Regions from separate parts of the Homo sapiens genome. Here region 2 is linked to region 1. Evidence: chromatin loops called from intact Hi-C (ENCODE). Cell type or tissue: OCI-LY7. All regions are shown on one strand. Each heading gives the region's core, and the rest is flanking DNA. Links, peaks and the distances in the headings are about the cores only.

What was found. A loop is a pair of places that touch in the nucleus more often than their neighbours do. Peaks named below come from ENCODE experiments on the same cell type or tissue, not always from the same donor. Only the 100,000 strongest peaks of a DNase experiment are listed, where the experiment ranks them.
Region 2: a loop joins it to region 1, with 9 times the contacts of the local background. A loop is called at or near these places in 1 of 110 quality-filtered maps.

The regions. Positions count from the first base shown.
Region 1 is chr9:40,989,163-40,996,716 of GRCh38, forward strand. It overlaps LOC107986997 (a long non-coding RNA gene), which reads right to left and starts at 2,669. Exons shown (of 2, transcript XR_001746463.3): 1 at 2,403-2,669. It also overlaps the pseudogene FRG1HP. RefSeq lists enhancers at 1,853-2,582, 2,406-2,595, 2,996-3,345, 3,366-3,425, 3,436-3,505 and a silencer at 2,746-2,955. In OCI-LY7, for the core only: a CTCF peak has its summit at 2,998 (motif pointing right); DNase peaks (open chromatin) are centred at 2,649, 3,089 and 3,439; H3K4me3 peaks cover 2,500 bases; H3K27ac peaks cover 2,335 bases.
Region 2 is chr9:41,085,987-41,093,540 of GRCh38, forward strand. It overlaps LOC105376058 (a long non-coding RNA gene), which reads left to right. Exons shown (of 3, transcript XR_929659.4): 3 at 1,361-5,960. Among named protein-coding and RNA genes, the nearest start is that of LINC03025, 35 kb to the right of the region's middle. In OCI-LY7, for the core only: CTCF peaks have their summits at 2,810 and 3,032; no DNase peak of the experiment used is centred there.

The sequences.
Region 1 (7,554 bases), core at 2,057-4,556:
TGTGTAAATGTTCCCTTTTCTCCACAGCCTCCCAAGATCTGCTGTTTTTCGATTTTTTAATAGTAGCTATTCTGACTGGTGTAGGATGGTATCTCGTTTTGGTTTTGATTTGCATTTCTCTGATGATTAGTGATGTTAAGCCTAATCTTTGCCACCAGAAAACTGGGAAAATACAGTGTCGCTTGTCAAAATAAATTGTTTTACTTTGCTTTAAAAATAATCAATTGAGTAGTATATTTCTTCCAGCAAAATTAAGAAGTAAACATTTAGAAATGTACAGTACCTTGCTGTTAAGTCTTCGCATAAGTATACCAATCAAACATAAAGGCCACCTTAAACTTTCATTTGAAATGAAAGACAATTTTTAAGAGGTTAAGGGCTAGTAATTTGTTAAAGTCCTGAAGTTAAATTAGCTCAAGTAAATATAAAGACTTTCCTTTAATTAAAGCCTTTTAAATGAACACTTTAAAGCATAGTTGGTTTCTCCCTCAAATCTTGTCCAAAGCCACTGTTTACAACTCAGTATATCAAAGAAGGTTTCAGACATGATTATGAAGCTCCCTCAACTTACAATGTGCTATTTGCAACCCTAGATGCTATCATTCTGGCTTTTCTACCTTTTAGCAACAATAAGCACACCCTTCCCATTTCTCCCCCACCCTGACTTACCCCTCTTTGCATTTAATAGATAATTTTTCTCAGAGTGTTCTTACACATCTTCAACTGTAAATATGACAAAAGCACACAGTACAGTACATGTGCCACATGTATAAATGTTGTATCTAGTCATACAATTTTCCTTTTAAAAAAGAAATATTTTATTTTCAAAAAGCAAAGACTCTAGGAATCTTTTCTAGCTGCCAGTCATAAAAACATAAATTTCTGGTTAGAGTCCCAAATTTCCCTGACCATAAGAACCACTTGTGGTATTTGTCAAACACATGTATTCTGAGTTCCATCCGTGATCTCCTGAATCAGAATCAGCAGGAGAGAGGCCTGGGAATACACATTTTAAACAAACGTCCACAGTGATTACGATTAGTCAAGCTTGAAAAAAATTTCACTAGGATCATTATGACTGAATAACCTCACAAACATAGGAAAGTTACTGGAGAAAAATACGAGCAGAATTTCAGAATTCTACCTTTGCTGAAAGTGTTTGTTCCCTCCTCCTCTACTCATCAAGACCTGACTGCTTATGTAACTCCCCCAAACCACCAACACCTGGGAGGAGTTGAAAATGATTTTAATGAAGAAGAAAAGCTGATGTTTAATTTCAAAACTGACGGTGACAATAGAAGGGAGAGGCATGAATTTATCTTGATTCTAACACAAAGCATTGTATTTGAGTCAACAAACAAAATTGGTTTCATTTTTATTTTTTGTAAGTTTTCACCAAACTCTATGCATATATAGAGGCTGGGCAAGAAAGAAAGAAATCCAGAAATATGGCATATGCCATCCCTTATTTATTTCCCCATGCGACCAGCCAACAGCTTCTTCAACTTGTCCCTGCTTCAAGCTGACTTGGTGTCTACTCTGTCAGAAATGGAGCTTCCCTAAAGACTGCCTCAATGTCAGTTACCCAGAGGCCTTTTTTCCATCTTGTGTTCCTAAACTTCTATGATATTAAATGATATTACCCTTTCTGGAAATTCTCCTTAGCTTTGATTTTATAATTTTACTCTGTTTCATTCCTTCTTTTATAGCCTTTCTTTTCTCTATCCCTTTACTGCAGACATGTTGTAAGGCTTTGTTCTTGACCTTCTGATCTCTCCACATTCATTCCCTCAGAGCATGTATCCATTTTCTTGGTGTCAGCCTTCCTGACTATCTGATTATTACCATCATATAACGATGTTGGTGATGAGCATAGCTAACATATCCTAGGCATTTTCCATGTAGGTTATCATAAGCACCCTATATAATTTGTACCATTTAATTCTTCAACCCTAAATGATACTATTACGGACCACATTGTATGAGATGAGGAAACAGATTTTCATCAAAACCATGGAAAGCCAACGTGAGGAGCCCCTGTGTGTCTCCTTTGTTAATGCCTCTGGGCATCATGGCATGTAGATTGCCCTAGAATGGGGATTAGGAAGCGCAGCACTGTGAAAACACCAGAAAATACGTTATGATAGCGGGTAAGGACGCTCATCTCTGCCCATTGAGATGGTTTTGTTTCTGAGTCAGGTTTGAGATGAGCCAATCCTGACTCCATGGTGCCACCAGGGATCACGAATTTAATAAGATCTTCGTGGATGCTTGGAACCCAACTGATCTCTGTTTTCTACTTTAGGGAAAGAGCCACAGCTTAAATGGGGTGGTTTTGGTGTCACATAAGCTATCAATAATACCCACGTTTTGGTGTCACATACGCGATTAATAATACCCACCGCTGCAGAGGAATCACCGTGGACTACTGCTCGTTTCATCCCATGCTCTTGCGATGGATCCCTCTCACCTGTTTACTGATTTCATTCAAATTCTTCAGCGACCACAGGACCCCGACTTGCCTTCTCTATCCTGGTTCCCATCACGCTGCTTTACAGGCCTGGCCTGCTCGCGGCTCCTCACACCAGCACTGTGCGTCTCCCTCCACGCCTCTGCCCTGTTTCCTCCATCAGACAGGACTAGCTTCCTCCACCATAACTCTCCACCTCAGCCCACATTCCCACAGCACTCGCGACATCCGCGGCCCTCAACATGGCGCTTCATTCCATTTTAGGGTATTTCCTCCTTGTTTCCTGCACACACAGTCGCGCGAGGCACAGCCCCGAGTGACCCGCGCACGAGTGGCCTGCGCTCCCAGACGCGCCGCCGCAGGCCGGCGAGGGCACCCTGAGCCGCTTCCCGCCCCCACGGGACCGTCGCCAGCCCGCAGCTCTAGCGGGAGGCAGTTCCACAGCGTGCCCGGCAGCCCCGCCACCGTCAGCACCGGCGCCTCGGGCGGGCTTTCCCCACCTCTGGGAGGCACGAATCCTCAGGGGCTCCTCGAGAGGGCGCCAGGGAGCAGATGCGCGCAGACACCTTTCGGCCCTCTGCAGCCGCCATAGCTCCCCAGCAGAAACCCGGAAGTGGAAATCTCAGCCATTCAGTGTTTGGGTGAAGACGGAGGCGGGTTCTGGACAGACCTACGCTGTCGGGGAGTGTTTACTTCGCCTCCACTTCTGTTCCTCCCCGCCCTGGTGCTGCTCCAGGTCACATACTCTTCCTGAGCCGGCTTCAGCCTCTCCGCGCAGAAGTCTCCCGGAGCCATGGCCTAGTATTCTTATGTGAAGTCTACCAAGCTTGTGCTCAAGGGAACCGAGGTGAAGAGCTGGGTCCTGCAGCTCCGGCGGGAGCCTCCTCAGTTCTTTTCGGACGCACTCCACCCCCGCGAATCCGGTGGAAGCCGTGATGCGGAGAGCCGGCTTCGTGGCCTCCCAGGCTTCGCTCTGACCCTGTCTGGGCTGGATGGAGGCCGGACCGCCCTTCCTGGCGCCTGTGCAGAGAGGGGCAGCCTCCTGCGCGGACGACCCTGGAAACAGGATAGACGGGCGGGTGACCCGTGACCCCGTACCCACGAGTTTGGGTCCCTTGAGGCATCTCTCCAGGCCTCTGCCTGGTGGGTCTGCGTTAGTCTGATCTTGTAGTTCATTATAATAACTTCCTTTATTAGGAATTATTCTTTTCTCCATTGTCTCTTCCTGGAAAAATTATTAATTTTTTTCTAAGCTAATATGTAGAGTGAAACCAGGATGAATCACACAGTGGTTGAGGTGTATATGGACTTTGATAGGGATATGGGCTGGAACCTGCACTCTGTCATTTACTAATTTTGTAATTTGTGGCAAATTGGTTAATATGTCTGAACTTCCATTTACTCATTAAGAGATCAAGTATCTTTGAACCTCCGTTTACACATTTATACTTTCAGACCATTTTTTATACCTTTAGAAGACTGTGAGGATTAAATGAGAGAACATACATGCAGTAAATAAATTGAGCCAAATGTGAGGAGGAGGTTGTAGTGGTAATTTATTAGCTCTTTAGGAGAAAAATACCTGTGCATTCATATCCCCGCTTCTTTTTTAACTGGCAGATTTGCCTGAGGTTGACTGTACATGCAAATATTGAGCTTTCCTCCTGGCCTCCGTGATAAACAGAAGTTTTGATATTGTTAGGCGAGATGGAAAGAAAGTATCAAGGAGTGAGCTGAAGCCACTGCCCTTGAGAACCCTCTCGAGGAGTCTGGCCTCATGAAGATGCCAGAATAAATGGCAGGTATATCCTGAATGAATGTGAGATTTTTACTCTGTGAATTTCCTGTGAGGAGTGGTGAGTTATCTTCTGAAAACTTTATGATGAAAATGCAGACAAGAGTATCTTAAGATTATCGTAATAATCATAATTAATGCTTATATAGCACTTTCAATGCGCCAAGAAATTGTAGGCATTTTGCACATTAACTTTTTTCAAATCCCTCTTGGGTTTTTATTTTTTTATTGCGATGTAATTCATAATTATAAAATTCACCCTTTTGTACAGTCAGTGGTTTTTAGTATATATCCAAGAGGTTCACCACTGTCTAGTTGCTCAGCATTTTTGTCATCTCAAAAGGAAATCTCTTCCTACCCATTAAAGCTGTCACATCCCATCTTCCCCCTCTCCTAGTCCATGGCAACCACTAGTCTGCTATCTATGTGAAATTGCCTATTCTGAATATTTCCTAAGAAATCATGTAACATGTGGCCTTTTGTATCTGGCTTCTTTCACTTACAACATTCTTGAGGTCCATCATTGTTGTAGCACTTGTTCCTTTTTATGGCTGCGTAGTGTAGTCCATTGTATGGATGTAATATTTTGTTCATCCATTCATCAGTTGATGAACATTTAGATTGTTTCCCCTTTTTGACTATTGTGACTAATGCTAGTGTGAATATTCTTATGTAAGTATTTTTGTGGGTGTACGTTTTCATTTCCCTTGGGTATACATACTTAGGAGTAAAATTGCTGGGTCATATGGTAACTCTTTAACTTTTTGAGGAACCCCAAACTGTTTCCTGTAGATGCTGCACCATTTTACATTTCCACCAGCAATGTGTGAAGATACATATTACCTCTTAATCCTCACAATAGACTTAAGAGTTAAGTTGTTATCCTAATTTTTTAAGTGGGGAAACTGACTCACAGAGAGATTCAGTACCTTTTCCAAAAATTGCAGAGCTAAGAAGTGACAGAATCGGGATTTAAAATCTGGCGGTGTGGCTCTACAATCTGCTTTGAACTTTAACATAATATGTACAAAGCCTGAAGCAAATTCTCAGTACTGTATTTAAGAGGGCATAGCAATGTAAGTCTTCCTAAATCAATAATTTATAAATGAAACAACTTAAAAGACTTCCAAGTTTCAATCTTACGATATTTATTTATCACACAAATCAATATACTTAAACTCATCTATATAAATTATTTCCTGTAGTAAGAAGAAAAAGAGCAAAGATAAGAAGAGAAAAAGAGAAGATGAAGAAACCCAGCTTGATATGTTGGTGAGTCAGTTTTCAGTGCTTTATTCTGAAAAAAGTTAACATTTCTTGAGATCTCATTGAAAATATTTTCCTAGTTAGAAATTTATGATGTATTCATATTTGTCTTAAAGTGCTTAAATATTGCCTACAGTTGTAAATTCCATTTATTCTTTAGCACAGTAGATGCTACTGATGCCTTTACTTCATTATCAGAACAGAGCACAGGAGAGAAGAATTACAACACTCTGACTTAGTAGGCACCATTAGACTGCTTAATAGCCGGAGATTCTGATACATAATTTTAAAGGCTTAATGTAAATGTTATTCAACCAAATATATTTTACAAGCTATTTTCTTTGAACATCTGTACATTTTAGTTGTAGAAGTCAGTTGTCTCTTAAACGAAGTATCTTCACAGGAAAAATCATTATTTTGTGAACTCTGAAATGAATGAAAATTTTAAATACAATATCAGGGTGGCCTGTAAATGATACTAGAAATAAACTGACCCAAACACACTTAACCAGCCTGTTTTCCGTTTAGCTGTTTCCATACTTTTTTTTCTTTTTTAAAACTTGGCAAGTTGCATTTTGAATCTTCATAAATTATGGTAGCTTAAAAAATATATAAAATATGGAATGGTGTAAAGCTAATGTTCTGGAAGATCATTGCTTTTGAAATGGCAAATCAACAATTCTAAAATTAGGGTAAATATCTAGGGTAGATATGTAGATGTGGAATTGCTGTGTCAAAGGATAGTTGAATGTTTAACTATATAAGAAACTGTCAAAAATTTTCTAAAGTGGTTGTGCTATTTTATCCTCCCAACAAGAATGAATTAGTTCTCCAGTTACATCCTTGCCAAGAGTTGATGGTGTTATCAGTCTTTTCTCCCAGTCTGAGTTTTACCTTTTCAGTTTCTTAATGGTGGTTTTTGGATGGACAGCTTTTTTTTTTTTTTTTTTTTGAGATGGAGTCTTGCTCTGTCACCCAGACTGGAGGGCAGTGGCGCAATCTTCGTTCACTGCTAGGTCCACCTCCCAGGTTCACGCCATTCTCCTGCCTTAGCCTCCCAAGTAGCTGGGACTACAGGCACCTGCCACCACGCCCAGCTAATTTTTTGTGTTTTTAGTAGTGACAGGGTTTCACCATGTTAGCCAGGATGGTCAGAAGCTTTTAATTTTTATAAAGCTTAGTTTATTTTTTTTTCTTTTATGGTTACTGCCTTATCTCTTTGATCTAAGAGATCTTTGCTTACCCCAAAGTCAGGAAGATATTCTACATTGTCTTTTAGAGGCATCATAGTTTTAGTTTTTACATTAAATCTGTCATTAATCTCAAATTAATTTTTGGCATGGTGTGAGTTTGGTTTCAAGATTTACTTTTTTTTTTTTTTAACATCTTGATAGCCATTTGTGCCAGCACCACTGGTGTTTCCTTTTTCCATTAATCCAGTTTCATATCTTCATAAAAAGTCAATTAACTTTCTATGTATTGGTCTATTTCTGGACTCTGTTCTATCGATTGTCTGTTTTTCTTTTGGTATATTTCTCTTGATTGCTATAATTTCATGAAGTCTTGAGATCAGGTAGTGTGTGTCCTCCAACTTTGTACTTACTATTAGTTTATTAATTTCTACAGTGAAGCCTGTTGGATTTTCTCGGAGAATTGTATTGAGTCCAGATCATTTGGGGGAGAATCAACATCTTAATATTGGGCCTCAATATTTCATAATTTTCAATGTAGCAGTCTTGCATGCCTGTTTAAAAATTTATTCTTAAGTATTTTATAATTTTACATTACTGTGTAGAACTTTTGAATTTGACTTTCCAGTTGTTTGCTGTCAGTATGTAGATATACAATTGATTTTTGTATAGTGACTTTATAGTCTGATAAGTCTGTTTCACTTATTACTTCTAGTGGTTTGTTTATATAGAAAACTAAGAAATTTGCAATTATGTTTCCTGTGACTATCATTTTACTTCTTTCTTTCGAATCTTAATGTCTTGTCTTGCTTTTTATTGGTTTATTATACTGT
Region 2 (7,554 bases), core at 1,656-4,155, 96 kb after region 1:
AATATCCTTGATCTACATAGATGCAGAAATCCTCAACAAAATCCTAGCAAACCAAATTCAATAGCACATTGAAAGAATCATTCACCATGATCATGTCATGGTTCAACATAAGCAAATCAATACATATAATATACCATATTAGAAAAATAAAGGATAGAAACTATATGGCCATCTCAATAGATACAGAAAAAGCTTTTGACAAAATTTGAAACCCTTTCATGGTTAAAAAAAAAAAAAACACCCAGCAGATCACGTATTGAGGGACTGTATCCCAACAAAATAAAGGCCATATATGACAAACCCATAGCTAACAGCATAATCAGTGGTGAAAAGTTGAAACTTTTCTTCTACCATCAGGAACAAGACAAGGATGCCCACGGACACCACTTCTCAGGGTAATTAGGCAAAAGAAAGAAATAAAAGGCATCCTAATAGGAAAGGAAGAAGTGAAACTGTCTCTACTGACAGCATGATCTTGTTATATATAGAAAACCCTACAAACTTCACTAAAAAAAGGTTAGAACTCAACACAAAGAAGGGAACAATAGACACTGGGGGACTCCAAAGGTGGGAGGGAAGGATGGTGGGAGCAAGGGTTGAAAAACTACCTATCGATTACTATGCTCACTGCTTGGGTGGTGGGATCATTAGAAGCCCAAACCTCAGCACCATGCAATATACCTGTGTAAGAAACCTGTACATCTACCCTCCTGACTCTAAAATGAAACGTACAATATTTAAAAAACAAAAACAAATAAATAAAATTTGAAAACTGTTAGAACTGAACTGATAGGTGAAATCAGTAAAGTTGTAGGATACAAAATCAACATATAGAGCCTTGAACACAGCAACATCCAGCTGTCTGACATGAAAGTCTCAGGGGCAAGAAAACCTCTATATGAACTCAGAAACAATGAGCTAAGTTGTGTTTATGTCTGAAAGGATGTTAAGAACTGCATTCATGTTACATCAGAGCCAAAAGAAAGAACCAACAGGAAACCTGTACCCAACAAACAGAAATGACAAGATGAAGGGAAAGCAGAGGTAAGGGCTTACCTTAGAAAGGGCAAGTGATTAGCTCAATATGCAATACAATGTTTGCTCCTGAGCCAAAAATTTGTACAATAATTTGGATATTACTTGCACGACCAGAAAAATCAGCCACTCATTAGGAAAATGTGTTTCTGTATAAGTCTTAGGACTCAGCTATCTATAATAACATGAAAAGACAATATTTTCATCCAAAATGAGTATTTTTGTTTGTCTTGGCTTGTTATTCTAACGTCAACAGCCTCTAAATAAACTGTTGAAGTACATGATATAACCACCTCTTTCTCCATCTTTCCCATTGCTCCCATAGGGTTTCAGTTGTGCAATTTCACCATTAGCAAAGCTTTTTGCTGAAATCTGGATTTTCAAAGGGAGAGTATCCAGAAACAGAAGATGCTGATCTGGGAGGCTCTTCCTAATAGAACTGCTGCTTCAGTTTAGCTTGAAAAAGCCCACACTCAGTTCCTAATGACAAACATCTGAACACCAGGTCTTCCCACGAGCAAGACCATGCTATTCCTCCTGCTCGCTCTGTTCTATAAGCAACCCACAGATTGCTCCCTGTGAAGAGGAGCCTGCCAGGGAGCAGCATTCCACCAGATCCTGATTTAGCAAGATATTTCCGTATCATTCCCCCAACCAGCTGGAAGTCCTCCACTGTTCTTGTGTAAAAATCTAACTCATCTCGCTGAATTTCCTGATTTAAAAGTCTAATTCATTTCACCAAAAGTGTGACAGAAGGAAACCAAGTACACCATCTCTCTCTTACCAAACCAAAGCTATTGCATGTGCATTCTGGGAGAAAAAAATGGTCCAAATATGTTATGGAGGGGGTGCCAGCCCAGTGTCATCCTCTTACTATTGCCATAGGATCTTGGCTGATGGCATCAGAAGAAAAACAAGTTTATCGATTACTTTCAACCATTAAGCTCACTCCTCCATGAAAAATAAGTCACAAGTCCAATGTCTCTTATTAAAATAAGCACTGCAAAATATAAAGGACTCACAGTTTTAAAATGGGACACACGTTCTCTAAGCGGTGAACCACTTTAGAGGTGTACTGTTTACATTGTATAAAGTCCCCTGGAGCCAGGGTTAGGAAGCGCATCTGTTCTTTGGTGTTCTGGGATGAAGGAGAAAGGAAAATGTGCTGCCAGAAGTGAGTGGGAAGGAGCCCATGAGATAAAGGAAGTAAATCCATTTGCTGATTGCAATAATAATGGTAATACACGAAGCTATACATACATACATACATACATACATACATACATGCAAACTTTCACATTTTTTAAAAAAAGAACTTAAGGCTTCCACACATGTAATCAGCCCTTATGAACTCTCCTGATTAGCTGCAAGGAAAATCTTCCTTTCTCCTTTTTCCTGCACCATCCTGGGCTCCCTTTTGACTTTTTTTTTTTTTTTTTTTTTTTAACTTATAAACGATCAGCTCATATTCCGAAGTTTGTAGTCCCCTCCCGTCCCCTCTCTCTCTATACCGCTCATTTACATTGGCAGCTGTCGTGCTGCTGGGCATCCTCAAACCCACCAGTTTCCCTTTTATGTTTGAGCAGACAAACATGATCATGCACTAGGCATCACTGTGCCACTCAAAATGCTTTGTTTTTTTATTGCATCTGAGAGAAATCTCAAGGTTGCAAACCTGGAGTCAGAATTGTCTCCATGTGTCTCAGTGGGAAGAGTATCGTGTGAAGAAATAAGTTGATTCTACTAATCAAAAGGAATTTTTTTTGATATCAGGTCATCCTCCGAATGAATTTATATTACCGAGTGGAGGGTCACATGAAGAAAATGGTCAAACAGCACCACCTACAGCAAGAGCTGAGAAGTGCAGCGGAGCCGGGCTGAGTCAGGAAAGAAAAGCAAGCTGGGGCCTGGCTCAGAGCTCTCCCCTCTGCTCCTGTCTGCACGGAAAGATTAGGATGACAGTGGCAGGAAGCCTGTGCACCTAGTATGCATCACTTGAAGGGAACACACAGATTCCAGTAAACAGTTGGAAGGAAATGTTAATACCAGGCTCTGCTAAACAATATGAAATGACTCCTAGATGAGACAAGTGACTTTCATCAAAGTTTCCTGATACCTGAAAAGATAGCCCAGGTGATCCTGCACTACATCTGCTGTATGTAAATTAAGCGGGTTTTTTTCCCCTTTGTAATCAAGGCTCATACACAAACAAAATCACACTTTAGAAACGGCTTATTTCAACTTGTAACTAGCTTGCTTTCAGGGGCTCCAGGTCAAAAAGAAATAGAGCACAAAGACGCTTTCTCCTTAGGGATCATACACAAATTCACTCTGTCCGTTTCTTTCCCACATGGAGCAACAAAGCCATCAGACCTCTCCATCCACCCATCGGGTCCTTCCTGATTAAAGTGAGATAAATCACAGCCCTCTCTCTCCAGATGGCAGGCGACAAGAGGGGGATGCTTGCCTCAAGAAGTCCTCCCCATCCCTCTGCATTCATGCAAGCCCGAGCGGAGAGATGCAAGAAATTATGGATGCATTTTAATTGCCCAGACCCTGCAATTAAAAATGGAAATTTTTTGGCCACGCGTGTTGGCTCACGCCTGTAATCCCAGCACTTTCGGAGGCCGAGGTCGGCGGATCATTTGGGGTCAGGAGTTCGAGACCAGCCTGGCCAACATGGTGAAACCCTGTCTCTACTGAAAATACAAAAATTAGCTAGGAATGGTGGTGGGAGCCTGTCGTCCCAGCTACTCGGGAGGATGAGGCAGGAGAATCACTTGAACCCGGGAGGCAAAGTTTGCAGTGAGCCAAGATCGCACCACTGCACTCCACTCTGGGTGACAAAGCAAGACTTCATCTCAAAAAATGTTTTTTAAAAATGGAAGTGTTGTTCTTTCATTTGTAAATGTGTTTTGGTAAAAGAGGGGCAGTTTAAGCAACCCTTTTTTGTTGTCTACATTGTTAAAATTCATCAGACATGGACTCTTGACTCCGTTTTGCCTGGGCAGACCCAATTCAAGCATTTACAACAGCTATAACTTCCTCAAATCAAAAAGAGGAATCAGCATTATTGCTAAGTTCAAATAAGGTCTTGTTTTATTTCATTTTTATTTTTGAATGCAGCCATTCCTCCAGGTGCTATCATCAGGTAAGATTGTCAGTCCTGATTAGGTAAAGGTATTATTACAAAATGCAATTCTTAAAAATTCAGTGTCTAACTACACTTTTAATAAGCCTTTCCCCCTCCCCTATGTATTCTCCCTTAGACACCCCTTCTCAAATTTAAAATCACAGAAACTAAAATATGATGCCTAAAGAGAGCCTAGCAACTGCCCAGTCCTCTAATTTGATGAGTGGGAGTACTGAAGCCCAGAGGAGGTCAAGTAATTTGTTCCCAATGTCTTAGATAAGAAGAAAATGACCAGCTGGGAAATCCCACTCATGTCAAGGCAGAGGCACAGGGCCACAGACTGTGGTTGAATTGTGCCACACTCCTACATCCTTCTTTAGGAATCACAGAACATTCCTGTGTTGAGTTGGAGTCACTGACTTCCTTTTCAGGCTGATTGAGTTCTGTCCTTACAGGCTGCGACAAGAAGTTTTGGTATTATGCTACACCAAGACCATTTATCTAGTTCAAGAAATGAGCACAGTCCTTAGAGCCCAGCAACTTTCCCCATGTCCAGTAAATGTAGCTTCTCCATTAGAAGCTGTCAGAATGGAGCCTTCTGGCTCATCTTGATTTTGATTTGTGCAAGAATGAATGGTTGTGCTAAGACAGCTTTCCTAGCTGATAGTGAGCAAAACTTTTTTCTCATAATCTATAAAAAAATATTAAATTAGAAGCACAGAGTTTATTTCATGACTTTTATCTTCCTGCAATTTTCTTATGGGCATAAATGATTTGTTTTTATCCTGCCTGCCCCCCCAATCCCTTTTCCAAGAGACTAAAAGAGTATCTAGTGCAAAGTAGATACTCAAATATTTTTTAATAAACAGTGATCCCAGCCACCCAGTGCATGTTGCCAAATGCCAACCCCATAAATGATCAAACACATCATCTCATTCAGCCAATCAAAATCAAGTGCTACCTATTTTTTTAAGTTTTCATAGCCCTTGGGCATCTGCTTTCTCAGCATTTCCCAAACTTGAGTCATTCTCATCCTGCCTTCATAATTTTGCTCTGTCAATTACCTCTACTATTATTTATTTCATATATTTTTAAATAGCCCCACTTTTGAAACTTAAATACATGCCTTTTAAAAGGAAGCTTTCTTACTACTATACATCAAAAGCCATTATTACTTGTTCTAAGTACTCATAACAACATATTCACAACTATTAAAATTTAGTAATGTGCATCCACATACTCTCTAAATTCATGGAGCATCTGCACACACTTTAAGAAACAATTCTGCATTACTCACTCAATTTTCTTGACATCCTTCTGAGGCAGGACAAACCTTGGGCCCAAAGAATTGAGGTAGGAGTCCAAGCAAGTTGCCAGCCACATAAAGGCAAACCTTGGCTCGGAAGTCAGGACCTAGGTTATGGTTCATGCTCTTTCCTCTGCTCTCCAGAACCTCCTATCTCCAAGTGTAGTTAGCAGCCCAGATGCAGCAGCATCCCCTAGAGACTTGTTAAAAATGCAGAAGCTCAGGCTCCACCCCAGGCCTATGCAGACTGAATCTGCATTTTAACAAGGTCCAGGTAATTCACGTGCACATTAAGTTTGAAAAGGCCTGGTCTAGATCAGCAGTTCTCTAACTTAGCAGCACATTAGAACCATCTGTAGAGACTTTAAAAATACCAGTGCCTGGGCTTCATCTCCCGGAGAATCTGATTTAAGTGTCTGGGGTTTGCCCTGAGTCTAGGTATTTTTTAGAACTCCTCAGCTTATACAAAGCTGGCAGGGCCGGGCACAGTGGCTCATGCCTATAATCCCAGCACTTCGTGAGGCCAAAGTGGGCAGATTGCTTGAGTCCAGGAGTTTGAGACTAGCCCGGGCTAAAACCCCATCCCTACAAAAAAAAAAATACAAAAAGTAGTTGGGCATGGTGGTGGCACATACCTGTAGTCCCGGCTACTCAGGAGGCTGAGTCCTCGCTTGAACCCAGGAGGTCACGGTCTGGTCAACAGAGCAAGACCCTGTATCAAAACAAACAAACAAAAAATGCTAGCAGCTTACCAGCTAGGGAGGCCTGTACAGCCAAGTTTTCCAAATGGGGCTACATTAGTTGTTCCAGAACTTTAGCTGCATCAAAACCACCTGGATGGCTTGTTCAGCTACAGAGGGTCTGGCCATGCCCCTAGAGTTTCCAGCTGAGGGTCTGGAATGAGGCCCGATGATTTGCATTTCTAACAATCTCCAGGCGATGCTAATGCTGTGGGTCCAGGGACCACATTTTGAGAATCTATGCTAAATGAACCGGACAAGATCAAAGCTCAAACTTATTCCAAGAACTTTTCAAGGCCCACCTGCAAGTTGTAGTGGAAGTAAGCATCTAAGGGTGCAAAAAAGTTTCACTGTAGACTAAGGCCTTTTACCTGAGCTCTCAAATGTTCACATTTCTCTTATCAACCTAAATAACAAACAGAGAGAGGCTCTCCACAAGAAAAAGATATTCGTTTGGAAACAGAGCCTTGCAATAGAAATAGGCAAGCCAGAGTAAACTATATGCATATTCACGGAGGTAAAGGAAGACAAAAGAAAAAATGAGGAAGATTATATGATCATTTGGAAATGATTATCCTTGGCTACAAAGATCAATAACAAAGGTGATGCCAGGCCCAGGTTGGACAGGCAGTTGTTGGACAAATATCCTTCAGAAGCATTGTTGTGTGCAAAGTTGCGATGGGCTTTGTGCAAGATTGTGTTTTTTGCAGTCTTCTGTGATAAGTTTTTGTTATCAGGCATACAAGCCCAAGAATCCTTTTTTGCATGGCCTTCCCTGGCTCTATTTGTCAGGGTTTTGGTTAGGGGAGGGGTATTTTTAACACTCTCAATGTAAAAAATGCCATAAGGTAGGTACCCCAATTGCTTGTTTCGTCTTCATAAAATAACTTTTCCACCCGAACAAAGTCTACACATAAATTGTAAAAATACCCTGGCATGCAGTCCCTGGAAAAGTTTGGAGTCATTCTCGGGGTTCCCACCCAGGTGGGCGAGTGTAGCCACCACAGATAAACACAAAGTAGGGGTGCCCGCTGGGGTTTGGTGGCAGGCAGTGGCCCTGGTTGGTATATTTGGCTGAAAACACAGCTCCTCTTTGTCACCCTCAGGAAGCCATCCCAAACCGCTCGAGGAGTCCTTGAAGCCAATGTTACCACTAGGGCAGCAAGTTTGCCTGAAAGCTATTTGCCTTTGCAGCAGATTCATTAAGCCAGAACAAAGAGAAGACCAATGACTAAAAGATTTCTCTCCTTTTAAAAATCATGCTCTTTAACTCATAGCACATTTTCATTGTCCATCTGGGCAAAGCCGCTGTCTCATTTTGCTTTTTCCCTCGTCTGTGA